Regions from separate parts of the Homo sapiens genome. Here region 2 is linked to region 1. The links are chromatin loops, found by intact Hi-C in ENCODE. Cell type or tissue: heart right ventricle. All regions are shown on one strand.

The links. Hi-C counts contacts between places; a loop is a spot of excess contacts. Peaks named below come from ENCODE experiments on the same cell type or tissue, not always from the same donor. Only the 100,000 strongest peaks of a DNase experiment are listed, where the experiment ranks them.
Region 2: it touches region 1 in a loop (2.2-fold over the local background); 7 of 110 quality-filtered maps call a loop at or near these places.

Annotation. Positions count from the first base shown.
Region 1 is chr12:124,368,490-124,370,989 of GRCh38, reverse strand. All of the region lies in intron 22 of NCOR2 (nuclear receptor corepressor 2), which reads left to right. Among named protein-coding and RNA genes, the nearest start is that of MIR6880, 32 kb to the right of the region's middle. RefSeq lists an enhancer at 1,404-1,905. In heart right ventricle, CTCF peaks have their summits at 1,222 and 1,421 (motif pointing left); a DNase peak (open chromatin) is centred at 1,309; H3K27ac peaks cover 2,500 bases.
Region 2 is chr12:124,456,653-124,459,152 of GRCh38, reverse strand. It overlaps NCOR2 (nuclear receptor corepressor 2), which reads left to right. Exons shown (of 49, transcript NM_006312.6): 8 at 1,991-2,047. Among named protein-coding and RNA genes, the nearest start is that of NCOR2, 110 kb to the left of the region's middle. RefSeq lists silencers at 2,067-2,126, 2,157-2,286. In heart right ventricle, no CTCF peak of the experiment used is centred here; DNase peaks (open chromatin) are centred at 1,032 and 1,512; H3K4me3 peaks cover 1,314 bases; H3K27ac peaks cover 2,315 bases.

The DNA.
Region 1 (2,500 bases):
GGTTGGGGAAAAGCCACAGGTTCAACATGTTTTTGGTGGCTCATCTCCCATCAGCCAAGGGTCCAGGGCTCAGGATCACAGGTGATCACCTTGGATCACAGGTGCAGAGGTTCCCCTTGCAAATTCCTCTCCAGCTGGGGTGGCCTGGAGGACCCCAGTGTCGTCCTGTTTGGGTGTTGATGTCTCTGAGGTGTGTTCTTTCCTTTCTGGCCTCTGTCTTTGCTCCTGGCCTGGGTGACCCCACATCCCTGAGAATGCCACCTTTTACCCATTTTCAGCACAGATGCTTTGGGCCTCAAGGCCTCCAGCCCAGAACCAAAGATGGCTACCCAAGTTAGGGCCAATCTCGGTTGGCAGAGGGCAGACCCGCGGAGACTGCGTCCTGCTCACATCTGGATGGCTGGAGGAATTGTTTTCTGGTGGGGCAGGCAGGCCATTTTATTTCAACTACAGTGTGGTCTGTTTTCTCCCCTCCCAAGTCCCTTGGAATGGTCCTGGGCAGAGCAAGCGAGGGAGGAAAATCAGACCCGCAGGGTCATGCGGGGCCCTTGTCTCTGCCCTGGGGTTCACCCTGGGCCATGTTAAAGGGGGAAGTCCTAGGACATTCCCTAGGAACTGAGGTTCACCCGGATCTCTATAGGTTCCACAAAACAAAATCTCAGGGTCCCCAGGAACCACTGCCAACAGGAACCGCGCCCATGCGTGTGAGAAGTGGACGGCCTGACCCTGACCCTGTGATGAGCAAAGGCCTGGCCTGCGGGTTTCTGAGGGCACCAAATCCCTGAGCTTCTTGCCCGACAGTCCCAGCTTGGAAAACAGTGTTCATGGTGTGGCTGGGTCTGCCCTGGAGGCAGGCAGCCAGGGCCATTGTGCCTGGATAGCGGGGTCAGGGCAGACGGCTCCCCGCCCCGCTCCTGCTGGCTGTGGGGACAGAGTCATAGAAACACATGTTTCTGCCTTCGCCGGGGGACCGCTGAGGTCATGGGGCAGCCCCATTGATAAGCTGCCTCCCAGAGTCTGTATTTTGGGTCCATGTGGCTGGCCCCGGACTGGGGAGCCGGGGGATCAGCTTGCATCCTGTCCGTCCCCAGAACACTCAGGCTAGGCCTGAGGCCCCGCAGGGCACTTGCAGCCTCCCGTCCTCTCCCCTGCAGCCCCGCCCAGGGCCGTGTCCTCCCTCCCCGAGCTGGGCCTGGCGTACGTCCACCCCTTGCCCAGTGTCCAGCACACAGCCCCCGGGTGCAGGAGTCCTCGGCTGGGAGTCAGGACACCTGGTTTGTCCCGCCCTGTGCGACTAGGCCCAGGCCCCCGCCCTTGGGGCCTGCTTTGCCCTCTCAGTGAACGAGGCTGGACTCTGGCCAGCCTGCTGACCTCGTCCTGGCCGGCAGCCCGCCACCCCTCCCTCTGCCGGCCACGACTGCGCAGGGCCGGGCGGACGCTGGAGGACGCGGACGAGATGCGTCAGAGTAGGCCCTGGCAGCCAGGGCCTCCCGGGAAGGGCTGGTGGGACGGGCGGGCCCCCCAGGCGACCCCTGCTCCTGGCTGCCCGCCCAGTATCATCCCTCCTGCCTGGCAGCCCCAGTGGGGGAGCTCTGTGTTCCTGGATGGACGCAAGATGACTCTCATCTGGCCCCCCGCCCCGGTGACTTTGGGAGAGAGAAAATCACATTCTCCTTCGGCCCGCTGGCACTTTCTTCGAGGTGGCTCTGCCTGGGTGTTTTCTTGGCAGACGACCAGAGATAGTGGCTTCAATTGCAAAACCCCGAGCCTGCCTGCCTTCCCCTCTCTTACTCTTCAGAGAAGGTGCCTGGGTGCTTTTTTGGCAGGGCCTGGCCTTGGGAGTCCCCTCCCCCAAGCCTCAGTTTTCTCATCTGTAAGGTGGGCGTGGATGGCTTATTGCAAGAATAACTCAGTTAATGACGGGCCACAGTGGGCGCTCAGAGATTAGCTGCCCTCCTTTGGATCTGCTTTGGGACACCCCCTAGAGGTCACCCCAAGAGGGGGCTGGAGTGCAGCTCCTTCAGCTGTCCCTCTGGCATTTTGGAAGATCATAACAGCAATTTCACCTTTGTTACTTTATTCTGCAAGTGACTGATGGCACCAGCATGCGCCAGGCGCCGGGGGCGCTGGAAACTGCACAGACAAGGCCCTGACTCCAGGCACTTACATTCTAGTGAGGGCATGGAGAAGGAAACCATTGTTTACGGGATGAGTGGGTGATGGGCAGATGGGGCATGGGGAGCAGGGGAGAGTGGGCTGGTCAGGCAGGGAGGGCCTCTGGGGAGGTGACATTGGAGGGCAATGAGAGCCTTAGTGTGAGGGAAAGCCAGACCCCCTGGGAACCACCAGTGCAAAGGCCCTGTGGCCGCATGAGCGTATGTCCAGTGGACAGCAGAGAGGCCTATAGCAGGGTGTAGAGTGGAGTGAGCAGCCCAGGGCAGAGAGGGCGGAGAGGTCAGAGAGGTGGGCAGGCCCCACGGGTGGAAGTGACGGGTCAGGG
Region 2 (2,500 bases), 88 kb before region 1:
ACCCAGCCTATATAGCCCTCCTGTTACCTTTTTGGGAGAGTGACTTGTGCCCCACTTTCACACATACCTTTATCTGCCTGAGCATACTAATCTGCTGTTACTGCTCTTAACCAACAGCCATTGTTTGGGTTTATTCCAGGCAGGGGCCAGGTCTCATTCATTCCATGTCTCTCCCCAGGTCCCAGTGTTTGGGAGCTGCCCTGCCCCCATGCTACCCCATACCCAGTCCTTCACTGGGCCTGGCTTAGGGGTTCTCCCATCTTCAGTACCCCAGGGCAGACTCTTTCCTGCTTCGAGGGTGTGGCTGGGACATTGACTCTCCGGGTGATGTCTGCCCCCATCCACCGGAAATACTAGTCCCAAGCCTAGGGGTGGTCCTGCATGGGACCTGGCCCTTGGCTTCCTCTGTCCGTGGATCCTGGAGGTCATAAGAAGGGCTTCTTCCCTGTGTTTTGTTTCTGTGCCTCAGTTTCACCATCTGTGAGATGGGGCTACTCCTGCCTGTACCTCCCATGGCGCTTATGCGCAATTGACATGTTAAGAACACACCGTATGCCCGACGCTTGGCTCATGGCAGGTGCTTGGAGAAGTGACCATCGCTGTAATAGTTCTCCCCTGCTCTTCTGGCCCCCAGCCGCACCTTGAGGCTGCAGGTCTCGGGGTTTTGGCTCAGCCTGAAGGTGGCCAAGAGCATGGCTCTGCTCTTGGTGGGCCGGGCTCTGGGCTGTAGGCGGAGGCAGCTCTAGGTTCCAGCTTGAGCCCACCTACATACCTGCTGTCTTTCTCCGGGGGCTGGGGAGGGGGAGTGATGCTGGCCTGCCACGCCCTCCTCTCTCTGCTGCAGCCCGGGAGCCTGGGCACCTCCGCCCTGCGAGGAGATCTTGGCAAAGGCTGCGTCAAATTTTTGTTGGCAGCCACATTTCCCAGGGCTTGGGGTCACCTCCTTTTGGCCAATCTGGTTTGGGGTCACTGGGGACAGTTTCAGTATGGTGATGGTGACTTCTGCGGCCTGTCCGCCTAGTCCTTGCCAAATACTGAGTGGCTGCCCCAATGCAGCTGAGTCACAGCAGGGGCTCGCCCGCGTGCCAGCCTGTGAACACCCATTTGCCAGCACACACGCAGTTTAGCCTGGTGCAGGGGGCACCCAAACCCACGCAAATTCTGCCCCTGCCCTCCGCCACAGCCCCCATGAAGCCACCTTCAGGAGCCCCTCCGCCCCCCACCTCCCTGTACCCGGCTGGCCTGGGCTGCCCTCCAGGCCTCCTGTGAGTGGACCCTGGTGGTCCCAGGCTGCGGGCTGGTGGGCCTGGCCGAGGCACAATGTCTGCCTTCACACCGAGGGCCGGGGTGGGGGCCCGGAGGTCCAGCCTATTGATGGAGCGGCCACCGAGCCCTGCGCCACATGTTCCTGTTTTCCTAATAAGTCCCCAGTTGTGAGTGGGGAGGAGGCGGGGAGGCCCCGGGGCAGCCCAGAAATAATCACATGATTGTGAAACACAAGAATCCTAGAAAGGGTATCTCCGAGCGCCTCTATCTCACCCTCCCTCCTCCTCCTCCTCCTCCTTCCCTCGCTGGCTGCACTAGCTCTGAGGTAATTGTAGACAACCCAACCAGCTTCCAGGGTGAGGGAAGGCATCTCAGGGCTGGCAGTGTCGGCTGGGCTGGTGGGGAGCGGTGCCCACGTCGCTGGGCCCTGGGGGAGCGAGGCCTGCGCGCCTGCCGGGGAGCAGGCTTCAGTGGACCCGGCGCATTTGCTAAAATCGAAACTTGGCTGGCTTGCTGGGGCCGCTGTGGGGGTATTGAGGCTCCTCTGTGTTTTTTTCCAGCGTGGGGAGGGCCTGCAGGGGGCCCCGGGCCTCCCTCCCCCGTGCTGAGGATCAGCATGCTGGACTGGGCTGGGCAGGTGCCCGCTGCTCCGGGAAGCCTCTATTTATAATCTGTGTTTTTTTGTTTTTTAAAAAAATTCCTCCTCTTCGCCATCACCCTGCAGAAGAAGGCTGAAGCTGCACATCGGATTCTGGAAGGCCTGGGGCCCCAGGTGGAGCTGGTGAGCTGGGGTACAGGGTCAGGGGCTCAGGGGAGGGCGGGGGTGGCTGGAGAGGTGGGCAGGGAGGCGGGAGGGTGCGGCGGAGGAGGAAGTCATCTATTACCAAGCGCTGCCCAGGCGGCGTCCGCGGAGGAAGCAGGAAACCCACCTTCCTGATGAGAGGACGGCAGATAGCGGGTGGGCGGGCCTGGCTGGGCTGGGTGGGGGTGGGGAGTCTTGGCAGCGAGCGCCTCCGGGGCCACCTGCGCACTCCTGTGCATACCGTGAAGCCCGGCCGCTCGGGCTGTGAGGAGAGTCACACATCCGTAGGCCGGTGCGCTTGCTCCAGCTGAGCGCGGAGAGCCGGTTCTCTGGGTCACACAATCTCGGTCCACTCCCAGGTGCACCGCTTCATGGCGGTGTGACCCTGAGCGGGTCTGTTACCCTCCCTGTGCTTCAGTTTCCTCATCTGTA